2 separate regions of the Homo sapiens genome follow, and region 2 is linked to region 1. A link is an interaction called in ENCODE POLR2A ChIA-PET data of the cell type or tissue named here. Cell type or tissue: PC-9. All regions are shown on one strand. Links, peaks and the distances in the headings refer to the core of each region. The heading gives the core; the rest is flanking DNA.

What was found. ChIA-PET counts read pairs that join two places held together with the same protein. Peaks named below come from ENCODE experiments on the same cell type or tissue, not always from the same donor. Only the 100,000 strongest peaks of a DNase experiment are listed, where the experiment ranks them.
Region 2: POLR2A ChIA-PET joins it to region 1 with 5 read pairs; 4 of 35 experiments call an interaction of 5 or more read pairs at or near these places.

What each region holds. Positions count from the first base shown.
Region 1 is chr14:74,218,581-74,229,988 of GRCh38, forward strand. No RefSeq gene overlaps it. Among named protein-coding and RNA genes, the nearest start is that of VSX2, 15 kb to the right of the region's middle. In PC-9, for the core only: no CTCF peak of the experiment used is centred there; no DNase peak of the experiment used is centred there; H3K27me3 peaks cover 1,402 bases.
Region 2 is chr14:74,309,097-74,320,504 of GRCh38, forward strand. It overlaps a transcript of VRTN not described here. Among named protein-coding and RNA genes, the nearest start is that of ABCD4, 12 kb to the left of the region's middle. In PC-9, for the core only: no CTCF peak of the experiment used is centred there; a DNase peak (open chromatin) is centred at 4,665.

The sequences.
Region 1 (11,408 bases), core at 5,080-7,579:
CATGCCAGCCCCAGGCACAGGCAGACCTTGCCCCTCAAGCTCTGTCAGACCACCTGTGCCCATGAATGCCCATCGTGCCTGATTCTTGGGGCCCCAAAGGGACAGCCAAGAAGGGTGGAGGTCCAACCTCTCTCACCCACCTTCCCTGCCATCCCTGACCCTGCCTGCCAGTCCCCAAGGCACCTTCCCAAAATAGCCTCCGGCTGGGATCCAGGTTTTCTGAGCCTCGTGTTCCTTTCTAAGCAGGCTTCTGGGGCTTGTTATCGTTTTTGTTGAAGGAATTGGCAGGAGAGAGCTTGGGTCCACAGTATATTCATCTGTAAAATGGACGCAATCGCCCCCAATTTCTATAGTCGTTCCGAGGATACAATGAGACACTATGAGACACGGAGGACACAATGAGACACAAGCCTCCGGAGTGTTATTATCAGTGGTACAGAGCTGTCTTCAGATATGCAAAGGAAGTGGATTTCTTTTGTGTGTTACCAGAAGGAAGCTCCATGGCCAGAAGGCAGATGTTAGAGAGGAAGATTCTGAAAGATACACACTGTCCTATAAGGGTGATAAGAGCCACCATGTACTTGTCTTGGTCTCTTCCTTAGGTGCCAGGCACTTAAGCTTCACAGCACTCTATGAGGTAGATACTGTCATTACCTGCGTTTTGCAGACGTGGGAACTAAGGTTAGGAAACGGCACACAGTGGTGGAGTTGGAATCAAAAACAGCTCTGACTCCAGAATTTTCTGGGGCATTCTGCCTCTCAGGATCTGCTTCTAAAAGGGGGAGCTGATGTCTGAGAGCCACTCCGCCCCCAAAGTAGTGAGCTTCCCATTTGCCAAAAGTGTTCAAGGTGATGCTGAGGGGCCACACCAGGAACCACCGGTCAGGAGCCCTGAGGTCCCATGGCAGCCCCCAATCCTCCCAGCATCCCCAGGCGCGGGTTTCCAGGAGGAGCCAGGCCACTGCCCCCTCCCCAGCCTGGACACAGAGGGGGCTCCGTTTGGCGCCCTGGGCCTCCCTCTCCCCCACCTTCTGCTGCTCCTCATTTACATAAATTATCTCTCTCCAATTATCCATCCAGCTGTCCCAACGGTGATCTGTGAATGAATTAAAAATGGAATATAATTTAATAATGGCTGATTAGAAGGAGATTAGTTGTTATATAAAAATGAAAAGCCAAGAGCCAGCTAGTTGCCCTTAATCTGAGCCAATACCATCGTTATTCCGGAAAGGCCCCCTGGCCACCATCAGGCAAGGCAGACACGGGGACAAAGACTGGGGGAGTGCCAGGTGGGGCTAGACCACCCCAGAGAGAAGATAGGGCACTGGGAGGCTGGAATTTGCAGCATCTCTGAGCTGTGGGGCGTGGGCATCTCCTGTGGCTTCCTTCAAAACAGGTTTGGGTGGCTTCTGGGGTCCCTTTTTGCTCTAAATTCTAGTCATCCTTGAATCAAACCACTGGGCTTTCCCAAGGCAGCCAATGACTTACACCAGACCCTGCTAGGCATAGGATCTGGGGTTCAGGAGTTTCGTTCCTGCTCAGGCCCCGCCTCTAAGAACACATAGCAGTAGGGAACACAGACTTCCCCTGAGGGGGTCTACCTGTCTAGGACAGGTGGTCAGAGAGGGTCTCAAGCTTGGTTGGTCCAGACGGTCCACGGAGGATGGACTGGCTGAGACAAAGAAGGGTGAGTGTGCCCAGTGGGACCTCTGGGCCATCTGAACCTCAGGTTAATGACTAGATCTAGTGAAGGGGACTAGTGCCTCTCCTCCAGGAAGTCTTCCCTGATCTCCTGGGCTTTGGGGTGTCCCCAGTGTTTCTACGATGCCCTGTGTTTTCTCCATCAGTGCACTGAGCACTGCCGATGGGGTGTTCAGGCCCCCGTTTGTGAGCTCCATGGCTTCTTCATGTCTGTATCACCAGTGTTGGGCACACAGTGGTTGCTCTACCACATCATTGAACAAATAAAGACACCACCTCCAAAAAGCCTCTGTGATTGCCCTAGTGTAGGTTATGCGCTCCTTTCTTTGCTCCCCAAACACACTGTGATTATGCCTTTAAAAATAAGGCAAGTCATTGCTGTGGAGAATATAGAGAAGGACAAAATTTTAGGTAAAGGTGGATAGATGGAGACAGAACAAAGTGGTTAAGAGGAGCAGTTTGGAGTCAGACTGCCTGCGTATGCATCCCAGGTCCACCTCTTATTGCTGTATGACCTGGGTGGGGCATGTTACTAATTTCTCTGTGCCTCAGTTTCCTCATCTATACAATGGGTGTATATAATAATAGTACCTACTCCATAGGATTTTGTGAGAATTAAATGGAAGCACTTGTGGCTCTTATAATGCTTGTCACACCGAGAGCCTCTCATCTCTGTTGATGGTGCTGGCTGGACAGTGGGCCTGCGCAAAGCCATCCCAACATCCCTGGCTGCTACTTTTACACTGCAGGGCCCACAGGGACACAACACTGTGGCGGGACCAGAATGTTTCACCAACCTCGGGCCTTCCTGAAGAGGCTCACAGCTCATGACATGCCCATGAGAGGGGTCTGAGCCCCGGGGCTCAGGTCTGGGCAGCGAGGCCTGTGTGACTGACATAAGAGGATGTCTGCTAGGCCTGAGCTTGCAGAAAAGGAATGAAAGGGCCGGGTGGCCAGAGGAGTTGGGCATGCAGACCAGGAAGGGAAGGCTGAAGAGCTCTCTGCAGCCGCTGACTCAGGCCTCAGGGGCCATCATGGAGCAGACAGCCAAGGAAATATTGTCCACAGTACCAGAGGCTGGGAATGAACAGGGTGGGCACCAGAGGAGGCTGATTCTCTCAAAATGAGAGGCAGTACAGATTGTGCACAGCAAGTGTTTGTTGATTGGCTAACTGAGCTGCACCGGATTTTTCTAAACTTTCTTAGTCAAGAAAATCTTGATTTCTTATGTTTGTAGAAGGGCCTGGGAATCCGCACATTTGACAAGAGCCCCCGGTGAGTCTCAAGAACAGGAGGTTTTGACCCCAAACTCCATCTGTCCCTCAGTCACTGCTGCAGTGCCCTCTGGCAGTGGGGGCTGACTGGTGACCCCCACCTTGCCCACTACCCTCTGACACTCACTCCCATCTCCACAGCCTCAGCTTCAGTCACTCCCAGGACAATCTCCCTGGTGAAGCCTGAGCACATCGGTCCATATTGCAGCCGGGGGAGGCCTCCCAGACCAGCCCAGGCTGTGGGATAATTTGATATTCAAATCCTGGCAAAGACCTGCTTCAAATTGCTGCAAATTAAGCTGATTTTGCCCCTCTGAATGAGGGATTTGCTCCTGTGGATCAACCCTCTTCCCAGGACTTGATGAGGTCAGGATTAGAGACGGGGAGAAAAAGCCTGAGGCCGGAGGCCGGAGAGCTGGAGAGCTGAGGGGCGGGGGGAAGCCGAGACCCTGGAGTTAGTGAAGGTTCCCAGGGTCTCAAAAGGCAGCTCTACCCAGTGATAGCAGAGCCTCTGAGGCCCAAATGGGTCAGCCCCACTCCTCCATCCCCCCAGGAGAGCACAGCTCTGTACTGTTCCCAAAGCAGTTTGTGGACCTCATCCAATCTTTCCAAGCACCTGTGACCCAGGGCGGAACCGATCACCCCCATTTTACTGATGAAAGGGGAGATGAGGCTTTATTGGCAAAGACAATCTGGACTCAACCACTGCCACCGACTTGCTACGTGACCTTGAGCAAGTGACCTCTCTCTGAGCCTCCTTGTAAGGATGACTGGCGATGCATACACAGTGCCAGGCACATAGCAAGCCCTCCATAGCATGGGCCAAGTTCCTAGCCAAAGCCCTGAAGCTAGAAAATAGCTGAATGGAGAACGTGGGGCTCTCTGGACCTCAGGAAGAGTCAGTCCCCTGCCTTCACCTGGAGGTCTGTGCCTTCTCCCAACTGTACCCCTCCTGATAGGACCTCCCCCATCCCTGGCAGAACCTCATTTCCATCTGTTTTCTCAGGGCCTGTACTGTATATTGCAGCAATTTCAAATGGCACCATTAAAGATTTTATGCTGGAGACGTTAAAATTAAAAAGATCTATGTGCAAAGAGTCACAACGAATTTAATCAACTTGATTTAATAGAAAACAGCAAATGGAATTTATGATGCTCCAAAAGACAAGGGAATTTTTTTTTCAACAAAAAATAATAAAAAGCACTTTGTGGAAAACAGAAAGTGGAGTGGGGTGGGGGTGGGGGCTCCCCATCTGAGAGTTGATCAGAACTTAATCCGCCGTGAACAACCCCAGTCGGGGCTGTTTGCCCACTAATCCCAGCTGCCATTAAAATATTAAAGATAAATCTAATCGTCTCTTTATCCAAAATAAGCGACTTTTGTGTGGGGAGAAAACATCTAACCCTTTGGGAGGAGAATTAGTCCTAATGCATCAAATGGAATTCGGTCCAGGCAGGGGCAGAATAGGGTTTACAGGCAAATGAGATGGTAATAGAAATAAAACCCAGAATAACAAATTAAAAACCCTCATTTACACGAATTAAAACAGCTCACAAAAGAGCCGGAGGCCCAGCCCTGCCCTCCTCGGCCCCAGGCCCATTCCCCCCTCCCCTGGTCTCACCCACCCGCAGGCCCCAGAGGAGCCAAGGCCTGACCTCATCCTTGCAACTTCTGCCCCACACCCTCCTGGATACTTACAGAAAAATGCACCCAACATCCGCTCTCCAAGACCAGGCGCAGGCTGGGTTTCTGAAGGCTCTCACTGAGTCTTCATTCATCTCCCCATCTCTCCTGCACCAGCTTTGGGGTCAGAAAGAACTTCATGCTTGTCCCAGTGCCCTCCCCTACTATGTGAGGTCTTGATTTGTTTCTATTTATTTATTTAAAATATATTTTTTAGAGACAGGGCCTCACTCTGTTGCCCAGGTTGGAGTGCAGTGACTCAATCACAGCTCACTGAAGCCTCAAACTCCTGGGCTTAAGTGATCTTCCTGCCTCAACCTCCTGAGTAGCTGGCACTACAGGTGTGCACCACCATGCCTTTCTATTTTTTTTTTTTTTTGGTAGAGATGGGATCTTGCTATGTTGCCCAGGCTAGTCTCAAACTCCTGGGCTCAAGTGATCCACTGGCCTCAGCCTCCTAGAGTGCTGGGATTAGAGGCTAGAGGTGTAAGCGACCACGCCTGGCCCTAGTTTTGTTTCTTAAAACCCCTGAGCCCCTATTACTTGGGGAAAATGAGGATAATAACGGCTCCTGTGCTCACACAGCCCTTCTCCCCAGCCTTGACCCCTGCTGCTGCTCCCTGGCCTGGCTCCACAGAATTTGATGAGGCAGCAGCATATGGAAGGCCCAGCACTGTGTCTGATCCACGGGGACCGCTCGATCACAAGCTCTCACAGAAGTCTCCCCCAAAAGGATTCTTAGTCAGCTGGGAGGAAGGACGCCTAGCAATGGGCCAGCCAGGGGGGCAGAAGGAGCAGGCAGCAGCCAGTTTGAGTAACTACGTGGGGTCACCCACTGGGTTGTCACTCATGGGGGCTGAGGCCAACCCAGATCTTCAGGGTTCTCCCTAAGTGGCCCCTTGCCCCCCAAGGTTGCCTCAAGTTTGGCCCTGTGGCTCCTCCTGTGTACCTTCCCCCGAACTGGGAACCCCTCCCCACCTTCTGCTCAAGGTCTGAATCCCTTCACATGAATATCCTGCTCTCTGCCTTAGTGGCTGGACGCTTCTCAAAGGAGATGCACGCTCCCTCAGGAGGCTCCAGGACCCTCTGCAAGCCATCACAAACTCATGAGGTCTTGGTACAGACAAGTGTGACAAACCCCTTCCTGAGAGCCTGTTTGGCTTGCTGAGGGGAGAGGGTGGGGAGGGGGCCCTTGTGCCCAAGTAACCCCCACCACACACACCCTACTGGAGTCCCCACACCAGGAGGGCCGGAATACACCTCTGACCTCCCCAGCCTTCCTAACAAATCCACTTGAACAGGAAACTCATGTTGACAGCATTCTATTATGGGATATTAAGTGGAATTGGATTGTGGGGCTAAACCTTTCCCTGGCTGGGTTTCTGCATTCGGTTGGCCTCCTCACCTCTGCGCCTACCACAGTCCTTCCCTCCAGCAGGGCTCGACGGGAGGGAGGGGGGTTTCCTGCCCACCTTCGTCAAATTATTCCCCCAGACTCTGTCCCCGACCCTTGGACTATGACAAATGGTGATTCTAGTAGCGATTTTCAAGAGAAAATTGGGCTGTGGCCGTGTGAGAGTGGGTGACCTTCTTCCCAACTTCTTCCCAGGATGGCTAAAAGAAAACACGAGGATGGCCAGGCGCAGTGGCTCACGCCTGTAATCCCAACACTTTGGGAGGCCGAGGCAGGCAGATCACCTGAGGTCAGAAATTCAAGACCAGCCTGGCCAACATGGTGAAGCCTTGTCTCTACTAAAAATACAAAAATTAACTGGGCCTGGTGGCACGTGCCTGTAATCGCAGCTACTTGGAGGCTGAGGTAGGAGAATCACTTGAACCCGGGAGGCGGAGGTTGCAGTGAGCCGAGAGTGCATCACTGGACTCTAACCAGGGTGACAAGAGCAAAACATCAAAAAAAAAAAAAAAAGGAAGGAAGAAAGGAAGAAAGAAAGAAAAGAAAAAGAAAAGAAAAGAAAAAAGAAAAGAAAAAAGAAAAGAAAAAGAAAACATGAGGAGATGGTGGGCAGGGTGGGATTTTTCCAGAGGGGTGTCCTAAGCCTGAGATTTGGTGGAAAAGCGTTGGGAGGAGATGGTCACAGGCAAAGGAGCTGGGGCCTCACTGCTGCAGGCTAGTGATCATTCTAGCTTCATAGTCCAGCCCCACTGCTGCCTCCTCTAGGAAGTTTTCCCTGCATGGCCCATATTAAAAAGGGGAAACTGAGGCATGGTGAAAGCTAAGTTCCCAGGTCACCGGCTAGCAGGTGGTAAATGGGGGACATGAGCCCAGGACCATGTAATTTAAGAGCCAGAGTCATTAACCACTACACCACGCTGCCTTGTGGGTGATCTTTTTATTTTTGGAGACCGAGTTTTGCTCTGTCACCCAGGCTGGAGTGCAATGGCTTGATCTCGGCTCACTGTAACCTCCAACTCCTGGGTTCAAGCGATTCTCCTCCTGAGGAGGAGAATCAGCCTCCCGAGTAGCTGGGACTACAGGCATGCGCCACCACACCAGGCTAATTTTTTGTATTTTTAGTAAAAACGGGGTTTCACCATATTGGCCAGGCTGGTCTCAAATTCCTGACCTCAGGTGATCCACCTGCCTCAGCCTCCCAAAGTGCTGGGATTATAAGCGTGAGCCACTGCGCCCGGCCCTTGTGGGTGATCTTGGCCTGGAGGAGATTGGGGAGAATGAAAGGCTGAAAGACCCAGCACCCACAGTGCGCGGGGGCCTGTCTGCATGCTTCATCGCCATCATGTCCCTGGGTCCTCTCAGTCTCACTGCAGAGCAGGTTTTCAAAAGAGATTCCCATTTTACAGAAGGAAAAACTGAGAATTGAAAAGGTTAAGGGAGCCCTTTCTCCACTTTTGTTCACGTTACAGGCCTTCCTCCGGAGCCCTCTCTTCCTCCCCCTAACACCTTGCCAAGTAATGCCGACCTGTCTTCAGGCTCATAACAGTGTTCTGGGCAGTCTTCCCGGATGCCCGTTTCCTGAGACCTTGGCCCTGGCCCTCCACCCCCACCCTACCAGGCTTCCCATCTTCTCTCCTACCCCAAGTCCCCCCAGAACATAGCCATTTGCACCCCACCTCCCAGTCTTGCCCTTTGCCACCCACAGGCTTCTGTGCTCTGTCCCTGGCCAGTCACTGAGTGCAATGAGGCAGAGGCCCTGGCAGGATCCCCCCATGGACCCATCCCAGTGCCAGAGTTTGGCAAGGCATTGAGAGCAATGGGTGGTTCTATAGGTGGGTTCTGTCAGCCTTAAGTGGAAAGGACTTGAGCTTGAGTCAGGGAACACCCATAGACATTTAGTAAATGTGTATCAAAGAGGAGTAGAAGACATTTGGGGTATATTACAATGTACACAGGGAGGAAGAAAGTTTACAAAACAGTATACAGAAGGATCACTTTTAAAAAAATAGACACAAGGTCTCACTATGTTGCCCAGGCTTGTCTCAAACTCCTGGGCTCAAGTGATCCTCTTGCCTCAGCCTCCTATGTAGCTGGGATTACAGGTGTGAACCACTGTGCCTGGCTCCCTATTTTTGGGAATACAAGTACTTACATGCTTAGAAAGCTGCCAAAAAACAGGTAAACCAAAATATTAATGGCAGTTATCTCTGGATGATTTTAATGTTTTTCTTTTTACTTATCAGTATTTTCTTATTTTTCACCATGAACATGTATGACTTGTATAATAATAATAATAAAGGTATGCTGGGTTGAGGTTTTCCTAAGAAGGCATTTTTCAGATTCTTGGTGATTCGTCTAAGTCCTGTTTTTTTTTTTTTTTCCACCCAGGCTGGAGTGCAGTGGTGTGATCTCGACTCACTGCAACCTCTGCCTCCCGGGTTCAAGCCATTCTCCTGCCTCAGCCTCCCAAGTAGCTGGGATTACAGATGCCTGCCACCATGTCCGGCTAATTTTTGTATTTTTAGTAGAGACGAGGCTTCACCATGTTGGCCAGGCTAGTCTTGAACTCCTGACCTCAAGTGTCGGCCTCCCAAAGTGCTGGAATTACAGGCGTGAGCCACCAAGCCCAGCCTTTCTAAGTCTTGTTTGCCCCTGACCAGCCGCTGGCAGGGAACTTCGGTATAGCAGGGGCATCTGGGAGTCATCGAGGCTGGGCCTTGTCTGAGCCCGGCAGGCTGGGGAATGGGAAGAGGTAAACCTAGGTCAAGAAGTAGAGTGGAGTAGAGGGGCCTGGAAGGCTCTGGGCCATGGGTGGCCCCTAGAATATTGGAAGCACCCCTGGGGCTAAGGAAGAAGGGGAAGGAGAAAAGCCTAGCGGTAGGGCAAGGATGGCAGAAAGGGAAGGAGGCCTAGGAGACACGCCATGCACAAGAAGTGCCCTGTGGGAAGAGGCAGAAGTGCAAAGCCAGTGAGCCCATGGGAAAGGGGCAGGAGGGTGCTGCATGCCAGGTTGAGGCCTTGGAATAGAGATGGCAGTGACCCTTGGGATGGGCATCTAGAAGCCCAGGGCCCACCCAGGGCTGAAAACAAAGGGGCTCTGAAAAGAAGAGGTTTGGAGGGACCACTGAGGTGAGGCTTCACTCCAGAGGCTGGATGGGCTTACTAAAAGAGATGAGTGCAGATGAAGCTTCTACACGGCCACTGAGTGGGGTCAGCACCAAAACTGCTTCTCTTCAGCATCCTCATCACCAGCCTGGGAACTGTGCATCTGGTGAGGTTACAGGTTGGCCAACGACATTGAGTTCTTTTGGGGAAGGCCACAAGGAGCATGGCTTTTGGAGTGTCCTGGGCCTGGACTCAGACCTCATCTCTGCCACTCACTTCTCTTTGGCATTAGCCAAGCTACATACCCTGTCCGACCCTTATTCTCTAAAATGGGATTTGTAACATAACAGGCAGAGTGTCTTAGTTAAGATCTTCTTTAGTTGATAGCGTGACAGAAACCCACATTGAACTGATGGGAATGCTGGAACATTACAGCTCAACCTTGACCAGGGCAGGAAGGTGAACTTGAGCCAAAGGAGCGACTGGAGAAGGGACCCCCATGTTGGTCAACTCCCTCTTATCATCCTGATGCTCTGGCCACGGACTTTCTTCAGAGGCAGAAAAAATGGTTGCTGACAACTCTCAGGATTGTTGTGTTACATCTTCTCCACCATCAGCAACAGACTAAACCCAAATCTCAGTCTCAAATCCAGAAATCCCAAGAAATTGCGGGGGGACCTAGGTCAGGTACCCATCCCTGAACCAACCTGAGAGATGAAGATGGCCTGAGAGATGAAGTCATTTAGAACACAAAGAACAGAGTCAAATGATCCATCTGCCTCAGGCTCCCAAAGTGCTGGGATTACAGGTGTGAGCCACCACGCCCAGCCTATTCCTTTACTTTCTTAACAAACTTGCTTTCACTTTACCATATGGACTCACACTCTCTTGGGGTCTGGATCAGGATCCCCTTCTGGTAACACTATGGCTTTGCACTGCTTGGATGTCCCTTAAGAAAGAACTTGCTATTCAGGTGCAAGAGTGCAGTTAATAGATGGCCTCTAGCTGTAGCCCCTCTGAACTCCACTGCAGTGTTTGAGTGACACAGGGTCTGGCCATTTCTGCCCAGCTCAAGCTCCTCTAATGGACAACCTTTGCTCTGAGCTCCCCGTTAGGTTGACTGAGATGGTCAGATGTACACTGCAGTTTGAGGCTTCTTCTGCCCAGTTCTGCTTCCTCCTCTTCACCTTTCACAGGTGTCACCCCTCCCCTGATAAGCCACCTGCACTCCCCAGATTGTGTCCTAGCTGCTGCTTCCTTAGAGTCCCCAAACTGTTTGCTACAAAACCTCATTCACTGAGTTCAATTACTGACTACACAACTTCACTAGCTGCCTGACTGTAACCATGCTGTAACTCAGTTTCCTCATCTGTAAAAACGAGATAATAGAAGCACCCACCTCATGGTTTTTTGTGAGTTTTAAATATAATAATCTGTATACAGTGTTGAGCAAAATGCCTGGCACATAGTAAGCACTCAATAGACGTTAGCTGAGATTGCTAGAGGTAGTTGTAAATCTCAATAGATCAATGCTAGTCAGTCATATGTAAACGACAGAGGGTATAATACCAAGTCAACAGGAATAAATCTTCAGGTGGATCTTCAAAAGGCTGAAGAGTAAGAAATGTGGGAAGATGAGTCGCAATTGTGGACAAGTATAACACAGAAAAAATAACTAAAGCTTGTAAATGAGATGGTTGATATACTCTGAGTTATCATTTATAAACAAGAAACAGATGACCAGACTTCTGCACAATCCTTCACCATCTTCGGAGCACTTTTCTGAGAGCCCTCTAAGAACGCCAGGACAGGCATCACTATCCCCAGTTTACAGACGAAAGAACTGAGGAAGAGAGAAGCTAAAAGACTCGCCCCACAGGACACCACAAGTACTAGAGGCAGGATTAGAACTATGACTGTAACTCTGAGGCAGGGCAGGGGAGCCCCCACATCGGGGCTCTGTCTGGGAAGGTTTTTGTTGTTGTTGTTTGTTTGTTTGTTTGTTTGTTTTTTTGAGACAGATTGTCAGTCTGTCGCCTAGGCTGGAGTGCAGTGGCACGATCTCAGCTCACTGCAGCCACTGCCTTCCAGGTTCAAACAATTCTCTGCCTCAGCCTCCCAAGGAGCTGGGATTACAGGTGCCCACCACCACACCCGGCAGATTTTTGTATTTTTAGTAGAGACGGGGTTTCACCATGTTGGCCAGGCTGGTCTTGAAATCCTGACCTCA
Region 2 (11,408 bases), core at 3,653-6,152, 89 kb after region 1:
TATTCTTCCTTCCATCCCCGCTGTGAATGTCCCTTCCCCAGAGAGTCTTTTCCTAACCACCCTTTATTGTTTCCTTCCACAGCACCCCACTTTTTCCTGCTTCTAGCATTTATTGCAGCTGGTTATATTTTCATTTTGTGCGTTTACTTCATTCATGCCTCTCTCGCTCCACCCCAAGAGGACAGGGACCATGTCTGTTGTGTTCACACTACTGTGTCCCCATTTTCCAGAAGCACTCGTAAGAGCACAGTAGCTATTTGTTTAACAAATATTTGCAAAATCTTCTAACTGGGTTTATACACTTGAATTTCCCCCGGCTCTAATCCAGTTTTTACAAAGCAGCCAGAGAAATGTGCACAAATGTAAACCAAATCAACAGCCCACTTAAAGCTCTTAAGTGATTCTTGTGCTGTTTGTTGAACAAAGATAAACAAGACAATCCCTAACCTCAAAAAACACACAGTGAGGCTAGGGCTCACTGCAGCCTCAACAACGGAGGCTAAGGCAGGAGGATTGCTTGAGCCCAGGAGTTAGAGGCTGCACTGAGCTATGATCATACCACTGCACTCCAGCCTGGGCAACACAGCGAGACCTCGTTTCTAAAAGTAAATAAATAAAATTTTAAAAAACCCACAGGTCACTGTCTCTGCTTATACTGTTTTCTAATGGGACCAAACTTCCCTTATTTCAGCTCCTAGAGTCCTGTGCTACTTCCTCACTCTTATACATAGATAAAGGGAAGACAAATTGATGTTTTTTTTAAAAAAGGAAAATAATTTGGTAATAACTGTCAAATTTTAGATGATGCCGTAGTTTCATTTCCAGGAATTCTCTTATAAATATATTTACCCAAAAGCACAAAGGACAAAGGGTCAATCACAAGGATGTTTCTACAGCATAGAAGGTAATAGCAAAATCCTAGAAGCAACCAGAATGCTTATCAAAGGAGGAGCAGTTAAACAAAATATGACACCCTCACTGTGTAGAATATATTTTGCAGCTATTAATAAGAAGGAGATGGCCGGGTGCCATGGCTCACGCCTGTAATCCCAGCACTTTTGGAGGCTGAGGCGGGTGGATCACCTGAGGTTGGGAGTTCGAGACCAGCCTGACCAACATGGAGAAACCCCGTCTCTACTAAAAATACAAAATTAGCCAGGCGTGGTGGCACATTCCTGTAGTCCCAGCTACTCGGGAGACTGAGGCAGGAGACTCACTTGAACGTGGGAGGCAGAGGTTGCAGTGAGCCGAGATCGCGCCATTGCACTCCAGCCTGGGCAACAAACGCAAAACTCTGTCTCAAAAAAAAAAAAAAAAAAAGGAGAAGTAGCATTGCCATAGTGATTCAGAACATGGACCTCAGAGCCGGATTGCATGGGTTCAAATCCCCACTCTATCACTTGGTATTTGTGTGACCTTGGGGGCATGCTGCCTCTGTTTTTTTTTTTTTTTTTTTTTAAACACAGAGTCTTGCTCTGTCACCCAGGCTGGAGTGCAGTGGCACAATCCCGGCTCACTGCAGCCTCCGCCTCCTGGGTTCAAGTGATTCTCCTGCCTCAGCCTCCCAAGTAGCTGGGACCACAGGCATGTGCCACCATGCCTGGCTAAATTTTGTATTTTTAGTAGAGATGGGGTTTCACCATCTTGGCCAGTCTGGTCTCAAACTCCTGACCTGAAGTGATCCGCCCACCTTGGCCTCCCGAAGTGGTGGGATTACAGGCATGAGCCACTGCACCCGGTGAGGTTTTTAAATTTTTCTTTAAAAAAAATTTGGGGGGGTAAAGACAGGGCCTCACTATGTTGCCTAGGCTGTCGAACTCCTGGCCTCAAGCGTTCCTCCTGCCTTGACCTCCAAAAGTGGTGGGATTACAGGCATGAGCCACTGCACCTAGCCTCAGTTTTTTAAAATCTGTAAATGAGGGTAATAATAGTTTCCACATCAGAGGGTTGTTTCGAGGAATAAACAAGTTAATAGATATTAAGACTTAAACATTACCTGGCAATAATAAGAGCTGAATGTGACATTAATATTAAACATTGAACAATGTCCATGCCCTATTGTTTCATTTAATCAACTAGTTTTTTAATTGAAAAATTGAAAAGCATGTGGTTAAAAAAAATTTTGCAAAAGATGATAGGGCATATAATAAAAAATAAGTTTGTCTTCCACCCCAGAGCCAAGCTGTTCACAGCTTCTTAGGAATCTTTCCCGAAATGTTTTATATATATGCAAACTTATATGTATTAATATATTTCACACATACCCACACTCAAACACAAATACTCCTTTTCCTTTTAAACACTCTGCCTTGCAGCTTGCATTTTTTTTTTTTTTTCTCTTTGAGACAGACTCTCATTCTGTTGTCCAAGCTGGAGTGCAGTGGCGTGATCTTGGCTCACTGCAACCTCTGCCTCCTGGGGTCAAGCTACTCCCTCCCAAGTAGCTGGGATTACAGGCATGCTCCACCACACCTGGCTAATTTTTGTATTTTTAGTAAAGACGGGGTTTCGCCATGTTGGCCAGGCTGGTCTTGAATTCCTGACCTCGGGTGATCTGCCTGCCTCGGCCTTCCAAAGTGCTGGGATTATAGGGGTGAGCCACCGCTCCCGGCCGCAGCTTTCTTTTTACACTTTGTAATATATCTTGGAAGTTGTTCCATATCAGCATATACAGACTTTTTTTTTTTTTGAGATGGAGTTTCGCTCTTGTCACCCAGGCTGGAGCACAGTGGTGCGATCTTGGCTCACTGTCACCTCTGCTTTCCTGGTTCAAGCAATTCTCCTGCCTCAGGCTCCTGAGTAGCTGGTATTACAGGCATCCGCCACCATGCCTGGATAATTTTTTGTATTTTTAGTAGAGACAGGGTTTCACCATGTTGGCCAGGCTGGTCTTGAACTCCTGACCTCAGGTGATCCACCTGCCTTGGCCTCCCAAAGTGCTGGGGTTACAGGCATGAGCCACCGCGCCCAGCCAGCATACACAGATTTAAGTAATTACTTTTTTCCACTGTTAAGTTTGTGACAAACCCATTGTCAAATTGTGCCATCATAAGTCAGGGACTGTCTCTACAGAGGAACTATATATCTAGTTTCCTATTGACAGACATTTTAGTGGGTTATAGTCTCTTGCTATTACATATAATGCTGCAATTAACATCTTTGGATATATCCCAAATATAGCTAAGTTTAAAAGAAGATAGGCTCCATATTTTGTTTTTTAAAAGCATGTTTGTGTGTGCATAACTGTGCACCCACTGAAGTTGATTGCAATCTGTAGGAATTCAGAATGCAAGGATTGGAGAGAGCAAAAGGCAGTTTGACTAAAGAGCCCATATGCTTAAGTGTTTTGTTTTTTAATCTCTCTTTTTTTTCAAGAGAAAGTCTCACTCTGTAGTCCAGGCTGGAGTGCAGTGATGTAGTTTTGGTTCACTGCAGCCTCGACCTCCCAGGCTCGAGTGATCCTTCCACCTCAGCCTCCCGAGTAGCTGGGACTACAGGCACATGCCACCACACCCAGCTGATTTTTGTATTTTTTGTAGAGACGGGGTTTCACCATGTTGCCCAGGCTGGTCTCAAACTCCTGGGCTGAAGTGATCTGCCTTCTTCACTCTCCCTAAGCGCTGGGGTTACAAGCACGCACCACCGCACCTGGCCTGTGTTTTTTTTTTTTTTTTTGAGGCAGAGTCTCGCTCTGGCGCCCAGGCTGGAGTACAGTGGCTCACTGCAACCTTCGCCTCCCAGGTTCAAGTTATTCTCCTGTCTCAGCCTCCTGAGTAGCTGGGATTACAGGCTCACTCCACCACGCCTGGCTAAGTTTTATATTTTTAGTAGGGACAGGGTTCCACCATGTTGGTCAGGCTGGTCTCGAACTCCTGACCTCATGATCCACCTGCCTCGGCCTCCCAAAGTGCTGGGATTACAGGCATGCGCGCTGCGCCTGGCCTGTGTTTTGTTTTTTAAAATGTTACCTATACAATAAATTTTTTTCAGAGATTATACCCTAAAAGAGAAGCAATCATTTTATCTTCTGGTCCTCCAAGCTCTTGGTTCACACCTCAGTTATAGACAGAGTTGGACCTGTCTGTTTCCCTTGCTAGCCAAGGAGCTTGCCTAGTCAACCTCCAATACCCAGCCCAGCGCCTGGCACATAGAAGGTGTTCACTAAACACTTCTGTGATGAATGAAGCTACTCCTCTGACCTAGGTTTCCCTGTATATAAAATTAGAATGATAAAGCGACTCACATCTAATGGCCATCCTAAGAAATTCCTGAGCAAAAAAAAAGAAATTCCTGAGCAATGTGAAAGTTCTTAAAAAAAATGAAAGTTTGTTAAAATACTCAAGAATAGCTGCTTAATCTAAAATTTATCCTGTGGGCTGACCAGGTCAAAATGTCTGCAGTGTAGCTGGTTCAAAGGACGGTGACATCTTCCCCAAGTGAGAACAGCCTATTAAATTTGTGAGCAGGAGGGACAGAGTTGTCAGCTGAGCAGAGCCCTGCTGTCACGTCCTCTAGATCTGAAACCATCTTGGCCTCTTTCCACCCTGGAATCATTTTGGAAAGATTAAGGCCCCTGCAAGTCTGTTAAAAAGTTGGAGCCTTGGCTGGGCGTGGTGGCTCATACCTGTAATTCCAGCACTTTGGTAAGCTGAGACAGGAAGATTGCTTGAGCTCAGGAGTTGGAGACCAGCCTAGGCAACATGGCAAGACCTCATTGCTACAAAACAAAAACAAAAATTAGCTGGGTGTGGTGGTGCAAGCTGTAGTCTCAGATGCTTGGGAAGCTGAGATCGTGCCACTGCACTCCAACCTGGGCAACAGAGCGAGACACTGTCTCAAAAACAAAAAACGAAAAACAGCTGGAGCCTTTATATTAGATATCACCAAAGGACTCCCCAACCATAGAGTAATCTTAGAGTATTGAAGGGGTGGAAAGGTATAATAAATCTCCTCTTTATCATAAGGGTCATGGCCACCACTCCTATAACAAAAGACTGATTAACAAGAGAAAAGCATAAGCAATTTATAACTTTCTCTTTTAATTTTTTTTTTAGAGACAAGGTCTTGCTCTGTTGTCTAGGCTGGAGTACAGTGGTGTGATCATGGCTCATTGCAGCCTTGAACTTCTGGGCTCAAGCTATCTTCCCGCCTCAGCCTTCCCAGTAGCTGGAGTTGCAGGCGCACACCACCATGTCCATCTAAAAGCATATCAGATTTATCTAATCAAAATTGTGTAATTGTATGTGACGTGGGAGCCTTCAGAAATGAGGACCAAAAGACTCAAGAAAAAAACTGTTCTTTTTTTTTTTTTTTTTTTTGAGATGAAGTCTCACACTGTGGCCCAGGCTGGAGTGCAGTGGCACAATCTCGGCTCACTGCAACCTTCACCTTCTGGGTTCAAGCAATTCTCCTGCCTCAGCCTCCTGAGTAGCTGGGACTACAGGTGCACACCACCATACCCGGCTAAATTTTTTTTTTTGTATTTTTAGTAGAGATGGGGTTTCATCGAGTTAGCCAGGATGGTCTCTATCTCCTGACCTCCATGATCCGCCTGCCTCGGCCTCCCAAAGTGCCAGGATTACAGGCATGAGCCACTGCGTCCAGCCAAAAACTGTTCATTTTTATGCTTAGATTCAGTGAAGCATGACAGCTGTGTTGAAATGTGATTAGACAGAAAGGGAATGATCTAATAGTAACAGACTGAGTGGGGAAACCCAGCAAGGCCTCTGTTCAGATTCTTCTTGGCCTGTTTGTGTGGTGTTCCTTTCTCCTGGGTTTAGGGCAGTGCCCCTTCTGAAATGAAGGTCTTATGGTCTATTTTCAGACAAGGTAGGTCAGAATTTTATGGCCAGCTCCTACACAGAAGGATGGAGGAAGGTTAAAGTCCTATTTCTAGGTTTTATGGCTGGCTTTGAAGAAGAAGGGTTCTAGTTTCTATGGCCTGCCTTGGGAGAGGAAGGGAAGCAGGAGAAAGAAGAACAGGAGAAGAGAAGAAAGAGACTTTGCTTTTGAGGTCCTTCCAATGTCTTTCAGTTCAAAGTATCAGCATGCCAAAGTGCCATACTTTGGGGTATTGTTTTCTGAGCCCCAACAGTATTAAGGAGATGGCAGTGATACTTCTTTTTTTTTGAAATTGAGACGGAGTCTCACTCTGTCGCCCAGGCTGGCTTGTAGCGGTGTGATCTTGGCTCACTGCAACCTCCACCTCCCAGATTCATGCGAGTCTTGTGCCTCAGCCTCCTGAGTAGTTGGTATAACAAGCATGAGCCACCGCAACCAGCAACAGTGATAATTCGTTCAACATTCAGTAATTATTGACCAGGCCGGGTGTGGTGGCCATGCCTATAATCCCAGTGCTTTGGGATGCCGAGGCGGGAGGACTGCTTGAGGCCAAGAGTTTGAGATCAGCCTGGGCAACATAGCATGACCCTGTCTCTACAAAACAATACAACAAAAAAGCAAACAAAAAGCATTTACTGAGTAACTACTCTGTATGTGCCAGGCATAGGTGCTGGAGATATAGCAGTTTCAAGACAAAGTATCTGCCTTCACAGACCTTAGGCAAATACAAAACAATATTAAATATAAATCAGATAGCGCTAAGAAAACTACAGTGGGTGTCACAAGTAGGGTCCACTGGATCCACACCCTGAGACAATGCTTATCATGCTCAATGACTATAGAGATTGCATATTGGTAGGGAGATGAAGGAAGCATGATTGGGCAGAGGGAGGAATCAAGCTGAGAGGTAGGCCCTACTACAGCCTCAGCCGACCCCATGGGGAGCACCAGAGTGGACATGGCCCATCTCAGTTGCTTCCTGTTGGGCCACAGTGGCCCTCCTTTCTACCCCACCCCAATCAGTCACTGGGTGTGGGATATCTTGCAAAGGGCGTAAACTCAGGCAAATTCTCTCTTGTAGCTGAGGCAATTCTCAAAGGAGCTGATAGCTGAAGGCTGTCTGCTTACGGCACTCCCAGCAGCTGGGGCAACAAGTCCTGCCTTGAAAGGGAATCTGGGCAGGGGGTCAACATGTCCATCACCCAGCATATGGGGAGAGAGGATGATGGTGGAGGTGCTTCTTGGGATAGGGTGGTCAGGGAAGGACTCTCCGAGGAGGTTTTAAAGAACCTAAATGAGGCTGGGTGTGGTGGTTTACACCTGTAATGCCAGCACTTTGGGAGGCTGAGGTGGGTGGGTCATGAGATCAGGAGTTCAAGACCAGCCTGGCCAACATGGTGAAACTCTGTCTCTACTAAAAATATAAAAATTAGCCAGGTGTGTCGCACGCCTCTAGTCCCAGCTACTTGGGAGGCTGAGGCAGGAGAATCACTTGAACCTGGGAGGCAGAGGCTGTGGTGAGCCGAGATCACGCCACTGCACTCCAGCCTGGGCAACAAAGCGAGACATCTCAAACAAACAAACAAACAAATGAACAAACAACCTGAATGAAGTGAAGGAAGGAGCCATGCAGATTCTGAGGGAAGAGCATTCTAAGCAAAGGGAACAGCAAATGCAAATGCCCAAAGGAGGGATTATTCTTTTTTTTTTTTTTTTTGAGATGGAGTCTCACTCTGTCACCCAGGCTGGAGTGCAGTGTCGTGATCTCGGCTCACTGCAATCTCCGCCTCCCGGGTTCACGCCATTCTCCTGCCTCAGCCTCCCGAGTAGCTGGGACTACAGGCGCCCGCCACCATGCCCGGCTAATTTTTTTGTATTTTTAGTAGAGACGGGGTTTCACTGTGTTAGCCAGGATGGTCTCGATTTCCTGACCTCGTGATCCGCCCGTCTCGGCCTCCCAAAGTGCTGGGATTACAGGTGTGAGTCACCGCCCGGCAAGGAGGGATTATTCTTGGGATGTTCAAGGAAGAGCAAAGAAGCCAGCATGGCCAGAGTGCAATGAACAAGGGGAGAGTGATAGGAAATGCACAAGGGCCAGGTCATGTAGAGTCTTGCACACTATCATAAAAAATTTGAATCTTTATTGTTACAGGAAGCCATTGGAGGGTTAAAAACAGAAGAGTGACAAAATTTGGTGGATGATTTAAAAGGATCACCCTGGATGCTGCTGTATGGAGAGCTAGAATGGAGTTAGGGAAATCAGATAGGAAGCTATTCTGGTATTTCAGGTGAGAGAGTCATGGTTGGGACTATAGAAAGGGACAGGTTGGTGGGGACTATAGAATGGTACAGAGCTGTAGAGAAGTGGCTCTCAACCAGGGTGACTTTGCTCTAGCTTATCTTACATACTTCTCCCCAACTCTCCCTACCAGCCAAGGACATTTGTTCAGTATCTGGATATTTTCGGTTGTCATAACTGACGGATGCTATTGTCTTCTAGTGAGTGCTGCAAAGTATCCTACAATAATGCACAGGACAACTCCCCATGACAAATAATTACTTGGTCCAAAATGTCAATAGTGAGCCAGGCACGGTGGGTCACACCTGTAATACCAGCGCTTTGGGAGGCCAAGGTGGGTGGGTCACCTGAGCTCAGGAGTTCAAGACTAGCCTGGCCAACATGGTGAAACTCCGTTTCTACTAAAAATACAAAAATTAGCTGGGTGTGGTGGCAGGTGCCTATAATACCAGCTACTTGGGAGGCTGAGGCATGAGAATCACGTGAACTTGGGAGGTGGAGGTGGCAGTGAGCAGAGTTCGTGCCACTATACTCCAGCCTGGAGGATACAGTGAGACTCTGTCTCCAAAGAAAAACAAAAAAACAAAAAAAACAAAATCTCAATGGTGGCTGGGCACAGTGATTCATGCCTGTAATCCCAGCGCTTTTGGAGGCCAACATGGGAGTATTGCTTGAAGCCAGGAGCTTTATACCAGCCTGGGCTACAAAGCAAGACCTCATCTCTTTTTTTAAATTAGTTGAGCATGGTAGCAAGCAACTGTAGTCCAGGCTATTACGGAGGCTGAGGCAAGAGGATTGCTTGAGCCCAGGAGTTCAAGGCTGCAGTGAGCTATGATTGTGCCACTGCACTCCAGCCTGGGCAGCAGGGTAAGAACCTGTCTCAAAAATAAAATTTAAAAAAAGACAATAGTACTAAGGTTGAGAGACCTTAGTCTCGGCTCACTGCCATCTCCACCTCCCAGGTTCAAGGGATTCTCCTGCCTCAGCCTCCTGAATAGCTGGGATTACAGGCATGTGCCACCACGCCTGGCTAATTTTTTTTTTTTTTCGGAGACAGAGTTTCGCTCTTTGTTGCCCAGGCTGGAGCGCAATGGCGTGATCTCGGCTCACCGCAACCTCCGCCTCCTGGATTCAAGTGATTCTCCTGCCTCAGCCTCCCGAGTAGCTGAGATTACAAGCATGCGCCACCACGCCCGGCTATTTTTGTATTTTTAGTGGAGGTGGGGGTTTCTCCATGTTGGTCAGGCTGTTCTTGAACTCCCAACCTCAGGTGATCCGCCTGCCTCGGCCTCCCAAAGCGCTGGGATTACAGGTGTGAGCCACCACGCAAGGCCCCGGCTAATTTTTGTATTTTTAGTAGAGAAGGCGTTTCACCATGCTGGCCAGGCTGGTCTCGGACTCCTGACCTCAGGTGATCCGCCCGCCTTGGCCTCCCAAAGTGCTGGGATTACAGGCGTGAGCCACCGTGTCCGGCCTTTTTTTTTTTTTTTTTTTTTAAATGGAGTCTTGCTCTGTTGCTCAGGGTGGAGTGCAATGGCCCAATCTTGGCTCACTGCAACTTCCACCTCCCAGGTTCAAGCAATTCTTGTGCCTCAGCCTCTCAAGTAGCTGGGGACTACAAGTATGTGCCACCATGCCCAGTTAATTTGTATATTTTTAGTAGAGACCGGGTTTCACCGTGTTGGTCAGGCTGGTCTTGAACTCCTGACCTCAAGTGATCGACCTGCCTCGGCCTCCCAAAGTGCTGGGATTACAGGCATGAGCCACTGTGCCTGGTCTCGGGATTTTTTTTTGTTGTTTGTTTGTTTTGAGATGGGGTCTCACTCTGTCACCCAGACTGGAGTGCAGTGGCTCGACCTTGGCTCACCACACTGAAACCTCCGCCTCCCAGGCTCAAGCGATTCTCCTGCCTTGGCCTCCAGAGTAGCTGGGATTACAGGCATGTGCCACTACTGCCTGGCTAATTTTTGTATTTTCAGTAGAGATGGGGTTTCACTATGTTGGCCAGGCTGGTATTGAGCTCCTGACCCCAAATGATCCACCCTCCTTGGCCTCCCAAAGTGCTGGGATTACAGGCATGAGCCCGGCCCGCGCCTGGCCCCCTCGGGATGTATTTTTATAGTATTTTGACAATAGAGACAATCAGATTTGGGTTTGGATGTGGTGAATGAGAGAAAAAGGAATCAAGTGTGGTTCTGCAGCTCATCCAAATGGCCCTCTGCTCTACCAACTGAGCTATCAAAGACCCCGCTTCAAGTGCAACTTTAAGGCTTTGGACTGAGCAACTGAGTGAATGATGGTACCATTTACTGGGGTTGGGAGTTATGGGGAAAGAACAGATTATGTGTGAGGAACAGGTGGTAAATCAAGAGTTTGTTTATGGACAGGTTAAATTTGAGATGCCTGTTGGACACCCAGTGGTGATGTTACATAAGCAATTGGCTGTTTGAGTCTGGAAGTTAGGGAAGATGTCTGAGCTGGAGCCATAAATGTGGAAATCATCAGAAGAAAGGTGGGGTTTTAAATGAGTAGATTGCAAGAGATCACCTAAGGGTTGACTGTAGATTGAGAAGAAAAGAGGTCAGAGGACTGTGCCTTTTGGGAGTCCAACATCTAGTAGTAAAGAGCCAGCAAAGGAGATGGAGAAGGAGCAGCCAGGGAGGTAGGAGAACTGGACAAATGTGTTGTCCTGAAAGCCAAAGAATATGAGTGCTTCAAGAAGCAAGCCCTGGCTGGGCACGGTGGCTCATGCCTGTAATCCCAGCACTTTGGGAGGTGGAGGCGGGAGGATTGCTTGAGACCAGCTCAGGCAACATAGTGAGACCTCCCTCTTTACAAAAAAATAAAAATAAAAAAATTAGCTGGGCATAGTGGCATGCTCCTATACTCCTAGCTGCTCCCACTACAGGAAGCTGAAGTGCGAGGATTGCTTAAGCCTCAGTCTTCGAGGCTGCAGTGAGCTATGATTATGCCACTGTACTCCAGCCTGGGTGACAGAGCAAGATCCCATCCCTTTTTTTTTTTTTTTTTTTTTTTTTTTTTGAGACGGAGTCTCGCTCTGTCGCCCAGGCTGGAGTGCAGTGGCACAATCTTGGCTCACTACAACCTCTGCCTCCCGGGTTCACGCCATTCTCCTGCCTCAGCCTCCCAAGAAGCTGGGACTACAGGCGCCCGCCGCCACCACGCCGGCTAAATTTTTGTATTTTTAGTAGAGACGGGGTTTTACCATGTTAGCCAGGATGGTCTCGATCTCCTGACCTTGTGATCC